Linked DNA regions of Mus musculus: region 2 is linked to region 1. A link is a contact called in ENCODE Hi-C data. All regions are on one chromosome and are shown on one strand. Each heading gives the region's core, a stretch centred on a gene start or an enhancer-like site at or near the end of the contact. The rest is flanking DNA. Distances are from core to core; before and after follow the strand shown.

Region 1 (6,056 bases), core at 2,350-4,849:
AAACAAGTGCTGTCTGCCCTTACCGTGAAGGTGGGATCGTCCCTGCCCCCACATCAGGCTCAACCATGTCTATCTCATAGTGTCCTCCGTCCAAGGGCCTTGTCTGGGTGCTAACAATAGCAACACATCTTGAGCGTGAAAAGAAGCGCTTGTGAACAGCTAGAAGGTAACCATTGGCACCAGTGTGAAGCTCATCCGTGGACACTGCTCTGCTCTGCCCAGACCCTCCACTCAGGAATCCAGTATGAAGCCGCTTCCCCAGCAGACTCTGAGGCATGCTGGGAGCACTGACCTGATGATGCCTTTTGGCCCCTCTTTCTGTCAGGCTACGGTAGTCTTCTCTGTTGGCTATTGTAAGCCCTGACTGCATGAGGTGTTGCTGTCTACCGGCTGCCCCAGCCTGCTCTGTGCTATTTGCCCTCTTTGCTTCCTGAGCGCCAAGTCCTCTGAACTGGAACGCACAGCCACCACAGTCCATTCCTCACGGCAGGACACCCATGCCGCAGCACCAATGGGCTTTCCTTCCCTTGGACAGGTGAGTAACAACACAGCACTGCAGGCGTGCGCCAGTTAGCGCATCCATTTACTTGTCAAATGGATGCTTGGGTTCCTTCTAGCCTCGAGCAATCGTGCACAGTGCTTCTGTGAACAGGATGTGTGTCTGTGTGTGTGCGTCTTTGAGACTCTAATTTCAATTCTTTGGTACAGCAAATTCCTATTTCAATGCCCAGAAATCAATGTGCTAGATCATGGCCATCAAATTTTTCTTTTGAGACTGGGTCTTATGTACCCAAAGCCACAGTAAACTTAACTGTTGCTATGTATCAAGGACCACTTTGATCTCTCTCTCTCTCTCTCTTCCCCCCCGCCCCCCGACAGGGTTTCTCTGTATAGCCTGTCCTGGAACTCTCTCTGTAGATCAGGCTGGCCTTGAACTCAGAAAACTGCTTGCCTTTGACTCCCAATTGCTGGGATTAAAGGCATGCACCAACACTGCCCGACCACTTATTTGTTTTTAAAGAGAGAGTTTCTCCAAGTAGCCCTGGCTGTCCTGGAACTCACTCTGTAGATCAGGCTACCCTCGAACTCAGAGATCAGTCTGCCTGTGCCTCCTGAGCGCTCAGAGAAAAGGACCACCACTGCCAAGAGCAATCACAGACCTGCAGTTCCTTCCTGCAACAGCATACACACACTCCGATTTCACCACACACTGGCTGGCTGATACTTTTTTTTTTTTAACATTTATTTAGCTTTTTAATATGTGTGAGAGTTTGTTTTTATAAATCAAGGTCGTAGGTAACCTAAGCTGGCCTTAAATTTGTTATATAGCCTAAGACGACTTTGAACTCCTGAACATCCTGCCTCTACTTCTCAAATGATACAGGCTCAGCACCAACACCTCGTCTTACTGTATTTATTCATTTGTCTATTTATGGTCAGAAGACAATCATGTGGAAGAACAACTCTTCTTCCATCGTGTGGGTCCTGTGGATGCAGCTCAGATTATCAGGAATGGTGACAGACACTGAGCCATCCTGTCAACCCTTGTTTTAGTTTTTAGACTCTATTCATTCTTTCTTTCTTTTGAGGGGGTTGGGGTGTCTCCCTATTTAGCCCAGACTGACCTCAAACTTAAAATATTCCACATCACAATCTCCCGAATGCTTACAGGAAGGAATCACTTTTCCCACACAACACTACTCATTCGTCAGTGGTCAGGTTATGTCTATGGCACCCCATCCTCTATCTCTTAACCCCGACTCTGGCTTACTGCAGTGCTTCATTTATTGTGGGGCTATGACACACCGAGGTCGACAGGAGCAAAAGTTGGGGCAAACCAAAAACATAGCTCGAACACTGGTGATGTAACACGGGCACCTTCTAAGCATGCTAACGAACCCGCACTTTATACACATAAAACCGAGGTCAGGAGGGTGTGTACCTTGTCCAAAACCACAGGGAGCACACAGAATTGGCTAAAGCCCGAAGGAGCCAGCCCCTCGTGGGGCTACTCTGCGTGGCCGAGAGCGGTTGATTACGCGAGGACGCCGCCCTCTGTGGGAAGGTCAAGGGTACCGGCGACCCTCCTCACTGCGACCCGCTCCTCACCTGCCACCCGCCCCTGAGGTCGGGTCACCCACAGGCGAAAAGGGTCCGAAGAGATGACGGAAGACCGGAAGTAAACTCAAGATCCAAGGTCCCGCGCGTTTGTGCGTCTGCGTGTGCTGGCCGCGGAGACCCGACTTCCGCACATGCTCAGTTTGGGAGCCGCTAAGCTCTCCACTGGAAGCCGGGCGCATATCCGGCTCAAGAGCTGTGGGCGGGGCCTAAGGCCAAACTGGGTAGGGGACAAGGATGGTCCTGGAGATTGAAGAAAATCGTCTGTCCTTGGGCCTGTCACCAACCAAGGATGTTTTTTCCTAGGATTTTATCTTTGTGCTAGTTGATTCTCCACGTTTCCCCCCTTGTGTCTGTGGCAGTGTGTGCTAACATCCGTAAAGTTGCGGGGAGGAATTAAGGAGTCAAGAGTCAGCCTTGCTTGCTGAACTCATGGTTGGTTGAGAATCGTCCTCAAGTCAAGAACCTTGCTTTCTTGATTTTCTGTGTCACATTTCTATGACAACGTAAAAACACAGCTCTCATCTCAAAGGGAAGAAGAATTTATTCTGTGAGTGACTATAGCTTGGGAACATAGATTCAGGTCACCGTAGATTCTGCCCTACATGATAACAATTTGATGAAGTTTTACAGTAACAACCAAAAATACCTACTTCTTAAGCACACTTCGGAAGCAGTGGGTAGGTGGGTAGGTCTCAGGTGCTATCTCATGACTTTCATAGCTTTGGGATCGGTGGAAGCTAGTTGCCAGAGGTTTTATCAGAAAGTCAAGGTAAGACAAAGGTGGGCAATGGATGACTACTAAGGGGGCTAATGGTAGCATCACAGAAACTGCTGTCATGAAGGTCAGTCAAGAGATAATGGCAAAGTCAAAACACAGAAGAAACGCGTGTGGAGATCCAGAACTTCATAGAACCAAGACAGTTCATTTCCTATGGTGCATTCTTGCAGTATTTTCCATGCCAGGTCCTAGAGCCTTCTGTCTCTGAGAGCTCTGGACAGTTTAGATCGTGGGCTTAGTTGTGTCTCTGTGCAGGACTGGGTGGTTACGTGAAGTGCACACCGCTCGCTGTATGTCACTGCCCACTTACACCATCACCACAGTCTTGACTCAAGCTTGCAGCATCTTATCTTTAAATGGACATCTAAGAGCCTGCTTCTGAGGCTGGATCGAAGGTCCTGGCAGTGGGTTGGGCAGTGCTCTGGTGCTCAGGACCACGGTTTAGGAGTAAAGCTCTGCCAACCATAATGCCAAGTTAACTGTTCTCTTTAGGGCTCAGATCTTTGGAACTTGAGGGAGCAGCGCAGGATAAGAGCGCCGCCCTGATGGACGTCCATTCCCGCTGCTTTTGCTCCGGGCCCGGCCTTCCAACCCAGGATCTCCTGTAGCTGCTGGGTCTCATGAAAGGCCAAATGAGCATGCGCAGAATAAAGGCCCAGCTGCCATTGGCCACCGGGGAGGAGCGTATTGATGACGCGACGAAGAAAACAGGAAGTGAGCCGTCAGGGAGCCGGTCTGGGTCTCGTAGTCCATTTTTCAGGCGGGGAATGAATGGGTTCTGAGCGATCCCTGGTGAGGGGGGACTCGAGCTCTGAGGCGTGAGTAGCTGGGTAGGCAGAGTATCATGGAAGACGACGCCCCGGTGATTTACGGGCTGGAATTCCAGGTGAGCATGGCGGAGTCGGTGAGGTGCCGCCTGTGCCTGGCCCTCACCAGAGAGCGCCCACACTCAGTCTGGTTCCAAGGATTCTGGGCTTCAAGGCCCGGATTTGGGGAGAGGGTACGCGCAGGGAGTGTGGCCAAGTGAGGGCCAGGGCTGGCATAGACAGCAGAGGGTGAGCACTCGGCCTCGCAGGTGACTTGATTACACTCGCACTTCTGGGGTCTTGAGTAGCAATTATTGACCATTGAGTTGTGTGTTGGATACTGCTCAGTACAAGAGCATTAAAGAGGGACTTCGTGGGGAGGGGAGTTGCTGGCTGGCTGGTCTGTTATGAAGCATTTTGCTCACTCAGGTTGGAAATATACTTGCCTTTTTCCTTATGAACTTTTTATTTCAATAGCTACTAAACTCGTTACAGATTCGAGTCAATAGTGGGATGAGGGTTTCCATCTCCCAGGGAGTTCTTCAGACCTGGACCATGATTTGCTAAGAGCTCACTGGAGACTTCTGCCATTCTCAGCGCCTTCCTGGGTATCCAGAACTCCCATGCTAGGAATCAGGACGACTATTCTACACTCCTCTATTCCTACAAGAATATTCTTGTCTATTCTTTGTTGTCCTGGGAATTACATCTGACATCATCTAGATGGGATCAAATCCAGTGTAGCCTCATTGTCCTCACTCCTTTCTTTTGTGATCCTTCCATAAAAATAAAATCCTTGGACATTGTGTGCTCTTGAACACAAATTTGTAATGATTGCTTTGTGGGGTTGTCCTTCACTTCTGATGGGAGGAGAAACTCAGCTTTCTGCAGGTGATTCTGAATACCCACTATACAGATAAAGAATGAGGCTATGGATGCATAGAGGTATCATATGGTAGGGCTAAGGTCAGACAATGCAGGACAGAGTGAGGCTATGCCTAGATACTGCTACTGAGCTTGTTGAGGGTGTTTCACTCATCTGGGGTATCAGTGTATTTACTTGCAAAATGAGAAGAAATGTGTGGAATATGTTCAGAGTCAATTTTTAGTGTTCCTTTGGAAGCCTAAGTACAAATGGAAGTTACTGGGAGATGTTCCAATTTATCTCAGAGGGGCCTGTCTATGGACTGTGATAATTTTTAAGTGAGATGCATAGCCCCAGTAGTCAGTGTAAACCTTAAAGTGGACAGGCAAGCCTGACTTAACTAAGACAGCGCGCGCACACACACACACACACACACACACACACATTTAATGAACTGTCTTCAGATTGCTCTGTGTACTACCAGTTCAGTGGGAACTTCAGAAGCACTGGGAGGACTCGGGGAACACTACAGGGCCTGCTCTCATTTTCCATGATTTTAGCAGGCCTACAGTCAGCCTGCTGCTTCCTGAGGAAGCCTATGTGCTTGGGGCATCCCACACATGTGTGCTTTCCAGAAGATTTATTTTCATTGTGTGCATGTGAGTGTTTTCTCTGGGTGCATGCATGTGCTCCACATGTGTGCCTGGTGCCCAGGAAGCTCAGAAGAGGGCTCTGGATTCCTTGGAATTGGAGTTAGAGGTGGTTGTGAGCCACCTGATGTGGGTGCTGGAGCCTCTCCGTGAGTATCAAGTTACTCTTAGCTGCTATTTATTTATTATTATTACGTTATTTACTTTCATCTTTATGGTTACTCACAGGCACAGTTCTCCAGATTTTGGGTAATGCCTGAATACTGGGACGGAATTCCAATGCTAGATTCAGCTTCCTTCCTGACAGGTCTCCAGAAGCCTCTTGTTTGTGTCAGCATGTGATTGTCTCCATAGGACAGCATCGTTACACTGGGGAGCTCCCACTGGGGCTGTGCAGCAGTCAGAGCAGCATGGTGCTGCTTACCCGGCCTTCTACTCTCACGCCACCCTGGTCACAGTGTAGTTCCTGGTGGTAGCTGTTCAGGCTTCTTACTTCTTTTCTTTCTTTTTTTTAGATTTATTTATTTTTATTTTCTGTGTATCAGTGTTTCGCTTGCTTTTCTGTCTGTGCAGTGCATGTGCTCACAGAAGCCAGAAGAACTCCTCAGATCCTTTGGCACTGGAGCCACAGATGGTTGTGAGCTACCATTTGGGTACTAGGAATTGAACCTAGGTTCTCTGGAAGTGCAACAGGTATTCTTCACCCCTGAGCCATCTCTTCAGGCCTTCTTTCTTTTGAGATAACTTTTGGTAGCATATTTTCCTAGTGGGTCTATTCATTATTCAGTTGACAAATGTCTTAGCTAGCTTGTTGTCCTCTCACCGTCTTTCCCCAA
Region 2 (6,056 bases), core at 2,457-4,956, 1.8 Mb after region 1:
CTCCCTGATGAGCTAGGTTTGCCCTAAAACTCCTCTAACAATTTAAACAGAAGACAATGGGAAAAAAATTGAAACTGTGAGACAAACACACATTTTCCAGGAATATATTGGTTATCAACGTTTATAAGGAAAGGAAGGGCTTGAATATATTAATTAAGTGGGAAAAATCTTTAAAGTACTCAATAGTTCTCATGTAAAATGTAAAGAACAGAGGAGTAAAGCTTTGAAATCATGTTAATCCATATATAAATTCATTCCATTCAATTATTTGGAAAATGCAAGCAGACTTACTGTGTGTTGCAAACCAAAGGTGCACTGAAGACAGGGATAGGTTTTGGTCCTGGGCTTGCATAGCAAAGAAGTGAGTCATTTAATAAACAGTAAGATAAACATATGCCCAACAAGAAATAAATGAATAATATGGGTAAAAATACTAGCAACGTTAAGCCATATCGTAGGTTGAACAGTGTCACAAGGAAGATATGAGAAAGTGGTAGCCAGAACCTACCAGGACAAAATGTAGCCATACTGAAGTCCCTACAGATGGGATCATGTTTAGGTGAAACTGTGGGAGGTCAGGCTGGGCTCAAACCAAAAGAAGAAACTCAGAAGGAAGACCCTGCCCACCAAATGTGTGTTGGGTTTCTGCAGCACCCGGATTGAGAGGAGGTCGGTAGAGTGTGCCAGGGCCTTCAGGAGCTGGACTCGCTCATCAGCCCGGAACACTCGGGAGCTGGACTCGCTCATCAGCCCGGAACACTGATCTCCAGGAGCGAGGGATCCTTCTTCCCCTCTAATCTTCCACCAGAGTTGCCGGTACCTTGTTAGAGCAGCCCAGAGACGCCAGCACACAGAGGACAAGGCTGAAGAGGTGAAAGTGAGCAGCCAGGGGACTCCAAAGGCCTGGATGACTGTGAGGACACCATGGCATCAGAGCCAAAGGGCTGGGGGACAAAGGGAGGAGCGCTGAGAAAAGAAGACAGGGCCTGGCCAGAAGAGGAGGGCCTGGCCTGACAATGGAAGGGGTAAGGGGTCTCAAGGGCAAAGGACAGCTGTGAAGTGTTCACACGAAGCACTTGAGAAGTCTTGTCTGTGTTGAGAGATCTCTAGCTGTGGCATAAAGAACTGTCTGTGAGACAGAAGCCTGCGGCAGGGACACAGTACAGGTGTAGAGGAAATCGTAGACTTCAGGTACCTCGAAATGAAGGTAAGAGTCCTCATGTGCTGCCTGTGGAGGAGTTTGAGCTGGGGCAAGCCAGGGAAAGCAATGCAGATCGCTTAATAATAGGTACTCATGGCTGACTCCACAGCCTAGGAATTCAGTCCCATGTCACCATCATGGATGCTTTTAATTTCCTTGGTTGCAAATTGGCCAGAAGGGTGGACCCCATCACCATGACAGAGCAACTACAGTTACTCTTCATTTCATATCCTCACTGATGTCGGTCCAAAAATCATCAGGAATAGCTAACCCACACACCAACTCTAAACAAATGACACTAAAACCACTGAATAGGGAGGGTCCTCGGCTGGGTATCGTGGACACGCCCTGTGTTCCTTAAAGCACAACTTTAGAGCACATCCAAATGACCTTGACACCACCACCAGCTTCTCCTCCCACTCCTCCTCCCCCACCCCTCCTCCTCCTCTTCTTTTTCTTCCCCATTTCCATACCTTTGGTGAAGAGGCATACTTTGGGTGGAGCACATACCTGAGAAGCAGAGTAGCCCAAATCTGAAAAGTACAGAGGAGGTAACAAAGACAGCCTGGGCGTGCCTCTGGGAGAGAGGAGGAAGCCTTAGGTTGGGCAATGCTAAATGGATGGAGGATATTGGACTACTACATCAGAGCCCATTAAACGGTGAAGAAGACAGACTATGACTGTCACTGTTCAGACTAGTGGAGGTGGCTATGGCATCAGTGATCACACCACCAAGGGAAAGAGCAAGCCCTGATCATATGACAGAGGCCATGCACGTGTGCACAGGTTTATGTTCTGACATAAAGACTTAGAATCCTGGGTCCTCACTGTTTACACGAGCAGTTAGGAGAACTTCACACATGAACTAATTGTGTTTAACAGCCTCCTGTGGATTGACTTAAAACCATTAAACAATGCATTACCAGTTCATATTCCATGGCCTGCCCCTTCTCCAATAACATGTGTAAAAGTAAGATGGCTCAGTCTGCATGATCGTGGATACTCCAAACTGTCCAGTGTTATGTCACCCTTGAGCAATCTACCACCCCAGAATTGGGATAGCATCGCCAGCCACACAAGGTTACTAGGGCCATGTTTATCCCATAGATCCATAGAAACACCACTATCTTTGTCTATTCTAGATCAATGAGTTAGGATGTGAATGGCCAAGGGGAAGAATACTGTGCCCATCCTACATCTGCAAGTACTGACTGTATATTCATTGCTGGCCTTGGGGGCAGATACCATATGCACCAGTCTACTGGATAGGGCTGCTTCACTATGTCCTATTGATGGAATGTCTATCTCGGTTTCGTGGGACAGGAATCCTGTGGTACAGACACCATTGGCAGCCCATTTCTCTGGGTAAGGGCTGTGTGGATTATAGGATTCAGCTGCTATCTATCCAGCATGGTGAGACCTGACACTATATTCATCCTGGGACTTTTTATTTCATTTTATTTACATCCCAAACGCTACCCCCTTCAGGTCACCCCTCACAGAGACCCTTTCCCACCTTCCCTATCTCCTCTGAGAGGGTGAGCCCCCACTGGGTATTCCCCCAACCCTGGTGCATCAAGTCTCTGCCAGATTAGTCACATCCTCTCCCACTGAGGCCTGTTGGGCTATGGATACCACAGTCAGGCTACAGCTTTAGGAGAGCCTCTGCCCCAGTTGTGTGTGTGTGTGTGTGTGTGTGTGTGTGTGTGTGTGTGTGTGTGTGTGTGCACATGGAGACTGAGCTGCGCCTTTGCTGTTTATGTTTCAGGGGCCTTGGTCCATCCCATGTGTGTTCTTTGGTTGGCAGCTCAGTTTCTGAGAGTTCCCAGAGGTCCAGGTTAGTTACTCTTTTGGCCCTCATGTGGGGTTCCCAGCCCCTTAAAGACCTTCAATCCTTCCCCCAACTCTTCCATAAAAGTCTCCGACCTCAGTCCAGTGTTTGGCTGTGGGTCTCTGCATCTGTCTCAGTCAGCTGCTGGCTGGAGCCTCTCAGAGGACAGCTATGCTAGACTCCTGTCCCCAAGCATAGCAGGGTATCATTAATAGTGTCAGGGATTGGTGCTTGCCCATAGGATGGGTCTCAAGTTGGGCTGGTTATTGGTTGGCCATTCCTCCAGTCTCTGCTTCATCTTTGTGCCTGCATTTCTTTTAGGCAAGACAAATTTGAGGTGAAAAGTTTTGTGGGTGGGTTGGTGTCCTTATCCCACTGGGGTAGAAGTGGGATTCCTGCCGGCTGCCTGGCGGGCTACTGGAGCAAGGATGCCATCGGACCCTGGCAAACTCTCCCCAGCCGCCGGCTGCATCTGTGGAACCCACGAACCCTCCGCTTTCTGGGCAGTCTGGAAGAAACAGAACTAGGTGAGCACGTTGACACTTCTTACAGAAATGCACTACTGCAATAACGAAAGTTGGACGCTCTTTTAAAAAAAAAAAAAAAAAAAAAGTCAGAACTCTCGCGAGAAGAGCCAAGCGCCAGGTTCGTACCCGTAGATCTCGCGAGAAGTCTAAGCGCCTTTCCCGGCTGTCGGAAGCTGCGGACTCGTCCCGGCTGTTGGGATCCCTGGCGCGATGTCGTCCGCATACTCAGTCCGATCCTTCCCAGTCAGCATCCCTGCGGTGATCATGGTAACTCGCAGGCTCTAAGTGGCGCCGGCGTTTGGTGGGGTTTGCTAGTTCTTGCGAGAACTGCGCAGGGGCGGGCGGGCTGCCTGAAGCCGCTCCCTGCTCCGCTGGATGGGGCAGCTCCCGGGTGCGCACCGGCCGTCCTCTGAGTCCCCAACACCAGTGTTCACCCCGGTGGCGTCTTAGCGCCATACATTGACTTCCCTGCCAGTGTCTGGAGAGACTCTCAAGTGCGCTGTCTTTCCGATGTGGCACAGAAGAGATGAGCGTTACCCAGTAACTGGACTTCAAGCTGTCCCCAAGAGCTTTAGGGCTCCAGATAGAGGAGCTGGTCTTGCCTTGCGGAGCCGTGCCCTTGGAAAATGGCATGGGAAGCTCTAAGAAGTCGGGACTAGGAACTTAATATTAGTTGGAGACAGAATCAGAAAGATTGGAGCCTTGGGGACTGTACTTAAGACCCCAAAGCACACTAGCCGGCTGCATGGTGCAGAAGTGTCAGGGACAGTCAGCTCTGCAGGTTAGGATGGCTCTCATTTCCAGACCTCCATGCACAGAGGAGCTTGGTGTACGCAGCTTCACACATTCCAAGTTAACATGACTTTACTTAGCTCGTTAGTTTAGTTGATAATAACCCTCTAGATTTCACCCAGTCCAAAGAGGCAAGTGGACAGTAGTTTCCATCCTGTGTGCTCAGACTTTAAAATCTTTATATAAAAATCTGTGACTGTGTTTGCAATTGAGGCATCGCTGTTTCCTCTCGCTTGCTCCTGCTTGTCTGAGAGTTCTGGTTGTATACAAACACCAATGGAAGACCCCCAAACTCAATGGAAGGGACCAGTAGCTCCCACTCCCCACAGGAAAGCAGTTTCGTTTCGCTGCCCTCCAGGTTTCTAACGCTATCTCCTCACAGGAGACAGACTGGACAGAGCCGTGGCTCCTAGGACTCCTTGCCTTCCACCTGCTGTGCCTCCTTCTCACTTGCTTCTCCTCACAGAGGTATAAGCTACAGATCGGGCACTTCCTGTGTCTGGGTGAGTAGGAGAACCTTGAATCCCTCTGCTCACTCTCATTGCTGCGATACTGCCCCTGGGTTTGTTTGCGTTGTGTTTTCACAGCGTTTCCCAAGCCTTCATTTCTATATGGAGATCATGAAGTAATCTTTGGACATGTTCTAGGTTGGTCACTAAGGATGCCAAACATCTGTACACTAAGATGTTGATTCTCTTATGCTGACTCTTACACAGATAATTCCTGCTTTGAGTTCAGTGCAATTTATCTCTCATGTAGATGTTTTCTTGCTGGGGTTAGTCCCATACTGCCTGCTCTGGAAATCAGACTATGCATATAATATTACTTTTGGTTATTTTTAAAGATAATGGCTTTAGGAATTCTATGTAGGGATTAATTAGGTACGTGAAATGGAGAAAGATAGAGTCTTTATTGCACAGAAACAGGCACACAGTAAAAGTTCTGGTACTTGGCCAAATGGGGACATTCACTATTTTGGGCCCCTCAGTTGGGTCAGAAGGATACAAAGTAAAATGTCAGGAAGAAAAGATGAGTAACAGCTGACTGGCCTAGGTGTGAGGTCTGGCCCCAGTGAAAATAAGTGTTCAGAGCCCCCAAAATACAGGGTGGGACATGGGAAGGAAGCTGGCTCATAGGTCAGATACCACAATCCCCAGGAGCAAAGTGTCCCAAACTGAGTGGTTACAGGGTAAATACTTGATTTTTGTGGACACTGGAAGGGTGGGGAGAGTTTTCTTGATGAGTGGAAAAGCTGATTTTAGACAGTTAACCAGGGAACCGAGAGGCAGGAAATGTGAGCTTACAACAGAAAGGTGTCCATTCTTCATTTGGAATATTTTACCTGAGAAATTTTGGGGTTACACTGGTAAGCAAAATAGACTCCTAAACTTAGCATGGCTTCCTTGGGGACACTTGGGATTCAGTAGTTAACCATAGAAGCTTTCTAATTGTCCTGGTGCCAGTTGTAATGATTCTTTTGATAAGAACTGAGGTCTGTACATGGGACTATATGGAGGAGCCTGAGTTCTGCAGGCAGAGTGGAGAGGCATAGGGGTGAGCAGGTGAGAGGGCCAGGTTGAGAACTTGGTGCAGAGCTAGTGTGCACGGCAGTCTCGGGGGAAGGACCTTGAAAGATGGATCAACTTCTTAAGATTAAGGACAATGCATGCACTTGCAGTTTGGAGAGGGATAACCCTAGGAGTTC

What was found. A loop is a pair of places that touch in the nucleus more often than their neighbours do.
Region 2: a loop to region 1 is called in a map of T-helper 1 cell, with 5 times the contacts of the local background. The contact joins the promoter of Tmem18 here to the promoter of Eipr1 in region 1. A Hi-C loop is called at or near these places in 2 of 37 maps with a recorded cell type or tissue (T-helper 1 cell and regulatory T cell).

The regions. Positions count from the first base shown.
Region 1 is chr12:28,748,220-28,754,275 of GRCm38, forward strand. It overlaps Eipr1 (EARP complex and GARP complex interacting protein 1), which reads left to right and starts at 3,600. Exons shown (of 9, transcript NM_201357.3): 1 at 3,600-3,785. The coding sequence starts at 3,744. Trappc12 (trafficking protein particle complex 12) reads right to left here and starts at 2,181. Exons shown (of 12, transcript NM_178811.5): 1 at 1,943-2,181.
Region 2 is chr12:30,580,737-30,586,792 of GRCm38, forward strand. Tmem18 (transmembrane protein 18) reads left to right here and starts at 3,707. Exons shown (of 5, transcript NM_172049.2): 1 at 3,707-3,826; 2 at 4,734-4,854. The coding sequence starts at 3,770.